2 separate regions of the Mus musculus genome follow, and region 1 is linked to region 2. A link is a loop called in an ENCODE intact Hi-C map of the cell type or tissue named here. Cell type or tissue: left cerebral cortex. All regions are shown on one strand. Links, peaks and the distances in the headings refer to the core of each region. The heading gives the core; the rest is flanking DNA. Region 1 overlaps Fbxl13 (F-box and leucine-rich repeat protein 13). Region 2 overlaps Fbxl13 (F-box and leucine-rich repeat protein 13).

Region 1 (5,382 bases), core at 296-5,295, 68 kb after region 2:
GATAACTGTCAGCTGTCTCAGAGAATCCCTCCCAGTTCGGCACATTTCTGAATCTCATAGAGTGGAACGGAACACTTACATACCAGGTGTTCATTAGGGCAATTATCTGAGAGGCTCAAAGTCAAAACACAAAAAACAATTAAGAAGGTGTCAGGTTGGCTGGAATAGGGCATGTCTCTCATTGGCCTCATTGCCAGGAGTAGGTGGCACTGTCTGGTCTGCTGGCTTCCACATCCTGGTTGACTGTCAGAGTTGTTTACTCAGCCGCTGGGCTATATGGTAATACGTGAGCAGGGGCATAATGACATCACAAATACCATCTTGTCAACAGATGATCACGTAGGTCTGAGTCTACCCAACAGAAATTCGTGACACACAGGCAACATCTGTGCCCATCTTGGGCAGAAGGATGACAGGAATATTTTATGGTTTTATTACACAGATGAAGAGTGTTTATTGAGACGAACGGTTCTAGGCCTGTTTCATTTAATTGGTTTATTTATGGAACCATGCAACCAGCACCAAGGTCTACCCCAGAATACTTCCCTCACTCCCAAATCAGACGCCTCTGCTCAGCCTGTCTCGCCCTCCAGCTGGTTCAGGCAAGCGTGGGTCTACTTTTCCGTATGTTTGCCTGCTCTGAACTTCAATGGAATCGCGTGTGGTGTTTGAGGTCTGGCTTCTTTCACTTAGAATCATATTTCCAAGGGTTATTCAGAGAGTGGAATGCACCAACACTCCTTTTTCTTACCGACTAGCATTCTATTGTAGGGATAAATTGCATCTTTTTTATACTTCCATCTCTTGGTAAATATTCGTGTGTTGCTTCTGAATACCATTACTAAGAACACTTGGGCACAAGTCTTGTGTGAAGATATGTTTTAAAGATTTATTTATTTACTTATTTATTTTATGTGAGTACACTGTTGCAGTCTACAGATACACCAGAAGAGGAAGTCAGATAGCATTACAGATGGTTGTGAGCCACCATGTGGTTGCTGGGAATTGAACTCAGGACCTGTGGAAGAGCAGTCACTGCTCTTAACCACTGAGCCATATCTCCAACCCAGTGGAAATATGGAAATATGTTTTATTCTCAGTTATAAACCCACAGAGCAGTATAACTGCCAGTCCATGTGGTAACCCTGGGCTTCACTTTCTGAGAAACAGTCAGACTGTTTTCCAGAATGGCTAGTCCACTTTTTTTTTTGGCCAGGATTATATGTGTCAGTTTTCCCATACCCCTGCTTACACTCTTTGTGTCTCTTCTTAATTATAAACATCTTAGTAAATTAGTTGTGGTATCTTATTACATACTTAAGCAACAGCTAATATCCTAATTCACAGTTGAGTACTTGTCCTTTAATGAGCAATTAGAGTATTAAACATGGCATTCCATTTTCATATTTTAATTTTAAAGTTATGATGATGATGTTGGGGTGCATGTGCTGAAGCCCATGTGTGGAGGAAAACTTTATGGAGTGTTTTTCTCCTTCTCCCTTCATGTGTGTTCTGTGGGCCGAACTTTGATCTATCCGGCTTATATGACAAGGGTCTAACCTTTTTTTTTTTTTTTTGTAAGTAAAGCGTTAAGGAGCATATAGACTGACAAGTGTCTTATTTAACAAGTGAACTTCTGTAGCTAGGCTTTGAAAATTCCAGCTTGTCTACAAAAGTAAAATCTAACTGCCTCAGAGACCATTCCCTAGAAGATACCTCAAAGGATAAGAAATACTTTTTATTTTTGAGCATAGGACACAGAGATGAACTCTGCATGTCTTGGAATAGCTCAACTCCTCCAGTTCTTCTAGCATAAAAACAAAACAGCCCACATCCACATCTGGAATGCAGGCCGTGTGTGCTGGCTCCACAAGGCAGAGTTTGTCCTCTGACAGGAGGAGTCCTAGCAAAAGGCTCCACAGTCCTAATGAAGTGAAGGGCACAGTCATGCCATGTGGAGCTAGTGCACGGGACTATTAGACAAATGGAGATATCACAGTTAGGACACAGGCTTGGGGCAAGTGCTTTCTCCTTTGATCCGGACTTAAAAATAAAATCTTTTTCTTTAAGTGAAAGTTATCTAAAGGAGTAAAACACGATCTGATATCTGCATAAGCCATTTCCTGTTATGGCTCAAACATTGCACTTAAGCATAAACACAAGAAGCACAGACCCCTGGCTGTTTCTGACTCTGCTCCATCGGTGGGCCTTGGAGTCACCGAATTGGCAATAAATCCTGCTTGTGTCAACCTGACGGAGTCCTGAAATAATCTTTATACAAAACAAGAGCAAAGAGGCTGAGGCTGTGTCTTAGCAGAGAAGCTGCCGATGCCTGAGGTCCCGGGTTCATCCTCAGCACAAGCTAGCATGCAGGTGTGTGCACACAGGTACACACACATGTGCACACACACACACACACACACACACACACACACACACACACACACACAGGTGGGTGGCATCTGTAACCCAGTTTATCAATTCATCAGTGTTTATCAGAAGGTTTTGCCAGTCAGTTCTTGGGGAAACTGCCTAGACTCAGCATAGCACAGTCTGTGCACAGCAACAGAAGGGCTCGGCGATGCAATCTGCTATTTCATCTTTAAACCTGGAAAGAAAGTAGGCTATTGGTGGTTGCTTATGCCTCTAGATCTTTTAATAAAGATCTGTTTCCTTTCTCTTTCAGAAATTAAGCTTATGAAATGAACTAAAGATTTTGAGGGGCTTTGTTGTTGTGATTGTTAGGAATGAATAAGAACCTACTGACAAATTCCCTAGCTGTATAAAGTGCTTTCAAGTGAAGTCAGATCACTTGGTTCGAATAGCATTTATCTGAACACTGATAGAAACAAGTGATGTCTTAGGAGTTTTCTAGCTCTGGAACTCTGTAGCATTTTTTAACCAAAGTATTAGAGACAACTGAAATTTTTATTTAATGGTTTAGTCGTAACTAAGACTAATAATTTTCTTACCAAAGTAAGCCCACAGTTTGTTAGATACAAAGAGGTGGGACCCACAATGTACCTTTATTTAGCCTTTATCAATGATCACTCTTCTATGTTATTAGTTTGTAAAAATGGCTCTTGGCTACATCCCATACTAAATTGTACTTACAAAATGATCTTTATATTTTCAGGGCATGACCATACTTTCCAGACACAGAAAACTGAGGGAAGTTTCTGTGTCTGACTGTGTCAACATCACTGACTTTGGAATTCGGGTAAGATGAATAGGGTTTTCTGCCGAAGGGTTAAGATTAAAAATTAAGCTCCAATTGAATAAACATTATAAGTCCCAATAGAAAAGGGCAACAGGAGCTGACTCACACACGGGACGGGGACTCACGCACAGTCAACTCCGGTCGTCATGGTTTGAAGCTAAAACGTTGCTCACTCAGCCCTTAAAAGGCTATGAAGCCTTTAGGAGGTGCAGCCTGGGTGGCAAAGTAGACAGCTTCACCAGCTCTGGAAGGCTAGAGCTAGCCCTGGGTCTGGCCTGTCTCTGCTCCATGTGAGAAAAGAGCTCTCTGCCATGCCGTGGCCACGAGGACTGCTGCCATACTTTCCCCACCACCATGGACTGATGTTTCTCTGAAACCATGGCCAGCACTGGCCAGCCTCCCTTGGCGGCTTTTGTTGGGTGTTTTTATTCACTGGAACACAAAGGTGGCTAGTGTGTTCCACTGGTTCTCAGCAAGGCCTCTGTAGCCTGAGGTGGCAAGGAAGCTTTGTGGCCTCATTTCTTCCCCATCTACTCTCTCCTGTCTCTGTGTAAAACTCATAGGGTACATAGATGCATTTACTTGGAGAGTGAGGAACGTCTATGTGGCTCAGAGTCCTTGCAAATTGTGAAAATATTCTATAAGAGAGAATATTAAAATATATAATCTAACCATGAAAACTGTGGGAGTTTAGACACTATACAGATATCTAGCAGTTTGGAGGTCGAGTTATGTAAACATAGTTTGTAATGTATGTCGATGGAATGGACAGCATGAAGTAAGTGATGGAGTAAGATGGATTGCTCTGTGCTGGAAGAGTTCATGCGAAGGGGAAGGGTCCCTAGGCGTGGCCCGAGAAACATGCAGCCCTTGCACACTCCACATAAGCCAAGGAAATGTTTTAGCATCTTAAGCATCTAAATGAGTGTGTGTGGGGAGGAGACAGACAAAGACAGGCAGAGAGCAAGAGAGCAAGAACATGCACATGCAAGAGAGAGAGAGAGAGAGAGAGAGAGACAGACAGACAGACAGACAGACAGAACACTACCCAAAAGTGTGTGTTGTGCATTGGACAAGGAAGAAATGAAAATTACGCATGAGAAACTGTTAACCCATTGGAAGCATCGCATAAAAATGTGTTGGGAGCTAAAAGATTCCCAAACTAGGAAAGCATTAGGCTAAGTAGGAAGAAAGGGAACCACTGAAGGGAAGAAAGGCGCGACACTTTCTTACAGGGAATAAAAAGCTAATTGCTCAAGCGATGGGTACCACAAGCGTTAGCTGAGAAGTCTGCGGAGTGTGGGAATGTTTCTGAGCAGGACAAACCGGATGACGCTTTCCATGATGACTCGAGCAGTGCTGGAGTACGGCACAGACTGAAGAGCTGCATCGGTCAGCCCATGCTGAGACCTTAGCATAGCATGTCTGGGGCTGACGGAAGCTCAGGGACAGCTGAAGCACTCTTCTGATTTTACAGCTGAGAGAACTAATGGCTGAGAGGTTACAACTGATAATAAAAGGGATCACAAATGCTTAGGTACATGGAACTTGCTATGAAAAGAAGCCAAAAGATTCCTATAAGTAAAAGTTGTAGTTTAATTGAAAAGTGAAACAAGTATCACACAGGGCCTTATCCAGTAGCCTTATCCAGTCAGGCTTTCAAAAAAAAAAAAATTGAAAAGGTGGCAGATCAAAGATTTAAAATACAAAGCAGTTAAGCATCATTGCAAATAAATGTGTCATTAAGATGACTCAGTATTGGGCTGGAGCGATGGCTCAGTCTTTAAAGGCTAGGCTCACAACCAAAAATATGAGATGATTCAGTATTGATGTGGCATTATACTGTTATTAATGTCTTACATTGTTTTTGACAAGTCTTGATGCCGAGTCAGTCCACACAGACACACAGACACACCTGCCTGTTAATAATTTTTGTATGTATTTATGAGATACAGTACCATATTTTACAATGTTTATATACAGTATGAATCCATCTACTTAACTACCCACTTAAACACTCATTTATCCATTCATCCATGGGCCAGGAGTAAGATTTGTATCATGCAGTGCATTGCAGAACCCAAACAACAATGGAAGACTTGACCCACATGCCAGGAGTGCTCTGTTAGGGAAGCAGACTCAGTGACACGACTCTAGTCTGC
Region 2 (5,382 bases), core at 123-5,122:
ATCTGAACTTAGTACTTGTGCTTCTGTGGCAGCCACTTTACCAAAGGAGCCATCACCATACAGGCGTGATGGTGGGCCCTGTGATATGAGTACTTGAGAAGCCAGGGCAGGAGAGTAAGAAGCCCAGGACCACTCTGGTGTACACTGTGTGAGGCCCTCCACTCCCACCATGTACACATCACTACTTTACAAATGCCTCTGTTAGCTAGGCTGACTGAGTGAATATTGCTTAGTGCCTTGTATTCCTAGGCTGACTGAGTGAATATTGCTTAGTGCCTTGTATTCCGTGTCTTGCACCTGTCGGATTCTGTATTTGCAGATTCAATCAACAGATTAGAAGTAGCTGGAAAACATGGCGTCTATTCTGAATTTGTAGTGCATTCGCTAGACTTTTCTTGTTGTTACTGTTTCTTATGCAATATAGTATAGTGACAGTTTTGATAGCATTTTCATTATATTATTACCAGTAAGAGCAATTAAAGTATAAGGGGCAACACATGTCGTTTTACAAAAGGGATTTTGGTGTCTGAGAGAGTTCCTGAATCAAAGACACTGGACCCTAAGGGATGACTGGACAGTACTACACCCTTTGTAGAGCAATGTTTTGGCACACACATCTGAGTGTCTAACAATCCCTATTTTAAGTATCATGCTTAATTAAAGTTCAGACTCTTTGAACTTACTTTTTGTACCTAAATGGAGTTTACTATAGGTGTTGCCACAGAAGAAAAGTCACAGCCCAGCTGCCCCCCACCTGAAGGAGCATGCATAGTGACTTACCAGGATCTAGAGCATGCATCGTGACTTACCAGGATCTATAAACTCAATGCCATTGCTGCTTAGGTTTAACTTCTTTAGTTCGTGAACATCTTCAAACTCCTTGGGTCGGAGCTGTCTGATTTTGTTGGATGACAGGTCAAGCTTCACTATGTCTGGAGGGATGTTGCTTGGGACTTTCTTCAACTCTGGAAAAATGAACAGTGTTTAGGTTACATTTTTCTGGCTTCTAGTTTCTATTAATCCTGAGAGGCTGCAGGTCAGCTTAGTGTGTGTATGTGTGTGTGGGGGGGGGGGCTGGCTGGGGGGAGATATATAGCTGGAGCCAAAGAAAACACGAATGAGCCTTGGCAGGTGCTGGATCCGAATTGCAAGCACCATGCTTAGCCTGCACCATGCTTAGCATGCACCGTGCTTATCGGGAGGGTCCAAGGGAGGGGCCAGAGAAACTCCTTAGCTGCAGAGGCAGGAGCTAAAGAAGAGGAAGACTCTGCAAGGCTGTAGAGTCATTTGGGAAGCAGGGACTCCATCTTGGTGACCCAAAAGGCCCACCTTTGAAAGGTGCAGGCATGAGGCCTGCATAAGACATAGGAAGCTTCAGTCCAGCAAAGACCTACAGAATAAGACAAGCTTATTCTGTATACAATAGGTAAAGAGAGTGTACAGGTAAGTCTTTGTCACCACTGTACAAATGAGAGTCACCTGAGAAGAGGGGACCTTAAAAGAGGAATTCTTCCATCAGATGGCTCCCTATGCATGGCTGTGGTGCATCCTCTTGATTAATAACTGACAATGGAAGGGTCCAACAAACTGTGAGTGGTGCCATTCCTGGCCAGGCGCTCGTGGTTGTTTGAAAAAGCAAACTAAGCAAGCCATGAAGAGCAGGCCAATGAGCAGCGTTCCTCCGGTCTCTGCTTCCATTGCTACCTGTAGGCTGGCTTTCCTTGATAATGTGGGGACTGCCATCTGGAAGTGTAAGTTAACTCTCTCCCTGCTCTTGGTCAGGGGTGGGGCACGGGTGACTAACAGTAAAGCTGGTGTCTCCCTCTTGTTCCTCATCTCCCGAGGAGTTGCTGCTGCCCTCTGTCAGGGTGGGCATTCTGTTATGATGTCAGGTTATCCATCATTTTACACTTCCTCTGCCAACAAATGATTCCAGGCACTCGGTTCCCATAAACACCACATTCTTGACCTCCCTGATCTCCCAAGCCTTGGCAACAGCCCCCTCATCCTCCCAAGCCACGGCAACAGCCTCCTCATCCTCCCAAGCCATGGCAACAGCCCCCTTATCCTCCCAAGCCATGGCAACAGCCTCCTCATCCTCAGGAGACCATGGCAACAGCCTCCTCATCCTCCCAAGCCATGGCAACAGCCTCCTCATCCTCCCAAGCCATGGCAACAGCCTCCTCATCCTCCCAAGCCATGGCAACAGCCTCCTCATCCTCCCAAGTCATGGCAACAGCCTCCTCATCCTCAGGAGACCATGGCAACAGCCCCCTTATCCTCCCAAGCCATGGCAACAGCCCCTTCATCCTCAGGAGAAACACTCCAAGTGGATGCCTGCAACCACAGACAGCACCAAGCCCTGTGCCTGTGGCAATGTTTTCTTTGTGAAGTAGATGCAGTAAGGGATCAACAACAAAATCATACAGGAAAACAGCAGTTACAAGCTTGCTTTAATAAGTTGCTTACCAGTGGCTTATTTCTAGAATGTTCTACTTTAATATTTTCAGTTCTTGGCTGACAAGATATGAACTGAAACCAAAGTGCGTGTATGGGGGACTAATGTAGGTAAAGGAGGACGCCATATCTTTTTGTTTTGTTTTGTTTTTTCAAGACAGGGTTTCTCTGTGTAGCCCTGGCTGTCCTGGAACTCACTCTGTAGACCAGGCTGGCCTCGAACTCAGAAATCCGCCTGCCTCTGCCTCCCACGTGCTAGGACTAAAGACGTGCACCACCACCGCTTGGCGGGGATGCCATATCTTACTTTTTCTTTCTTAGATGTTAAAATTCATGCATGACTTGATAACTTTTCACCCACTTAACTCCTGAGGTAGAGTTTACCATTCCCAAAATTCCTGCTTCCGCACGAACCAGATTTTCAAAAAGAACAAGCTAGGAACAGCAACATGAAGAGGAGAGCCGGGGTTATGTCCTCAGAGGTAACAGGAAACCAAGGCTCACCTTGATTTTGCTTCTATTATTTATTTTCTATCTTTAAATCATGCTTTTCAAAAAAGTAATCAGTTCTACATTATATTTTACTGTGAGACTTGCCCTTTAGTCTTTAGCAAGAAGTTTTGGTTTTAATGACAGCAGTTTTAGCCTAGAGTGGGAAACAGACTTGTTTTCATGTAGCAACAATAAATGGCCTGACTGACATCTGCAGAGCTGGGTGGCCCCAAGGGCTTTCTGAGGAAGCAGAGATTCTTAGAACCAGGAACTGTAAAACACATTTATGAAAGGTGGCATTCATTATCCACACTGCTGCTTTTGGTATAAAATGGTTGAATTGTGAATATATCTTAATAAAATTGTAATGAAATATTAAGAATAACGACTTGGTATTTATGGTTTCTTAGTCCCAGGAATATTTACAATGTAGTGACTTGCACTTAGCTTTTTGTTCTTCCTCTTAATAGCCCAGATTGCATGGCCTTTGTACATACGTGTGTATGTGTGTTCATGTGTGTGTGCATCTTCTGAATGTTTCTATACATGATTGTGAAGGCTGGAAGTCAACCTCAGCTGTTCTTCCTCAGGAAATGCCACATTTTTTTGTTTTGAGACAGGGTCTTTTACTAGGACCTGGGCTTGCTGATTAGGCTAGGCTGGCTGGACAGTGAGCCCCTGGGCTCTTCCTGTTTCTGCTTCCCCAGAGCTGGGATTATAGGCATGTGCGATCATACCCAGCTTTCTACATGGCTACCAAGGATTGAACTCGGCACCTTATGCCTCCATGGCACTTTCGTGACTGAACTATGTTCCAACCCCTGTGTCTAATGGGATGGTATTGGAGTTCATTTCTAGATTCCCTAGTACAACCTCTTGAGTCAAACTTCCTTAAATTTCCTTCCCCTTCTTGATGGGCCCTTCCTATCTATGTGCTCCTGATCTAGGCATTCTTAACAAAATTAAATGAAGAGAACTGTATATGTTCCATTATTAACCTCATTTTACAGATGTGGAAATGGGGGCACAAAGAAGTTAGGTCATTTGCCAGAAGTAACATCATCACAATTTAAACATGCTAACCCAGCCCTTAATCTGTCTATGTTGGCCTTCTGTTTGATCTGCTATCTACCTGCCTAGAACCCCCATGTATAACATACACATATATAGGGCAGGAAGAGGCCACAGGTGCAGTCAGTCAGTCAAGGCCAGGGTCCTGTAGGGTGTCCCAGTCAGCAGAGCTGGCACCCCTTCAGTTCTAGAAAGCCTAGATCAGAACCTGCCTACTGGACCAGACTTGAGGATAGATGACAGAAAAACCATGTAAAACAAGTTGAAAGTGGGTTAGCCGCAAATCGACGGGTAGAAAAGATGTTTGTAAAAATACTCTGAAGCCCACTTTAAGCAATGGGTTTGTGGGCGCTAGAAAAAGACAACTTTGAAGTTGTCAGCAAACTCCTGAGTGGAAATAGCATCCACAAGTAGCAGGAAATGCAAACCTAAGAGTTTTCCTAGCATGACCTAGAAACAAACAGGAAACTTCATTGGTTGTAGTGGAGAGAAAAAAATTTTTTTCTTGCTTAAATTTGAATGAGTTATAAAGTTGATGCAAGCTATGTGCCCCCGATAGAGAATAGACAGACAAGTACATATCTCCTCACATCAAAATGACACTTTGTCAATGTCTTCATTTCTAGACCACATGCCATGTGGCATCCAGAGCTCACATTTACCATGAATCGAAATGTTTGGAGGTAGGGGAGGGAGAAGGCTTGAGATAGGATCTGGCTTTCAACTTGCTGTGACTTGAACAAGGAAGGCCTTGAACAACTAACTGATCCCCTGTGTCCACCTCTGAGTTGGCAATTGTGGACCTCATTCTTGACCACAGCTCTTATGAGCTCTGCTTCTCCGACAACCGAACCTTACTATGAGGAGGAAGTTGAGACATTTTCCTCACATCATTTTCCCATTTAGTAGGATTTTGGTTGTCAACAGCCTCAGAAATAATTTGAAGACTAGGTAGTAGTTAAAGAGACACACATAAGCTTGTTTATCAGAAAGTAAAATTTCTTAATTATTATTGAAATCAGCGGCAAGTTGACTTCAGAAGCAGCTGGAGCCAATTTTCCTATATAATTTTTCCTAGCTTTCAAAGTCAAATTAGTAAATTATCGTGGTAAATGTGAAGTTAAAATTGGTTTTAGAACTCATACTTCCATGTGTTCCTGGCAAATCCTGTCACCTCAATATGGCATAAATGTGCCTTTCAACCAATCCCACACTTACTCCCTTTGAAAGGCTGAGTTGTGTTGGCAAAGGGCCCATTGTTCCATGAATAAAGCTATTATTTTTTTTTTCTTGCTGTCAGATGTTTAAGGCAAAAATAGTGATCTTTGAGGTCTGTGTGGTTGAGTTGGCACCAGTGAGTCC

The links. Peaks named below come from ENCODE experiments on the same cell type or tissue, not always from the same donor. Only the 100,000 strongest peaks of a DNase experiment are listed, where the experiment ranks them.
Region 1: it touches region 2 in a loop (2.1-fold over the local background); 7 of 42 quality-filtered maps call a loop at or near these places.

Annotation. Positions count from the first base shown.
Region 1 is chr5:21,498,318-21,503,699 of GRCm38, reverse strand. Fbxl13 (F-box and leucine-rich repeat protein 13) reads left to right here. Exons shown (of 21, transcript NM_001199632.1): 18 at 3,137-3,220. Among named protein-coding and RNA genes, the nearest start is that of Lrrc17, 43 kb to the left of the region's middle. In left cerebral cortex, for the core only: no CTCF peak of the experiment used is centred there; DNase peaks (open chromatin) are centred at 572 and 2,560.
Region 2 is chr5:21,565,803-21,571,184 of GRCm38, reverse strand. All of the region lies in intron 9 of Fbxl13 (F-box and leucine-rich repeat protein 13), which reads left to right. Lrrc17 (leucine rich repeat containing 17) reads right to left here. Exons shown (of 4, transcript NM_028977.1): 3 at 810-965. Among named protein-coding and RNA genes, the nearest start is that of Lrrc17, 25 kb to the right of the region's middle. In left cerebral cortex, for the core only: no CTCF peak of the experiment used is centred there; DNase peaks (open chromatin) are centred at 2,138 and 2,733.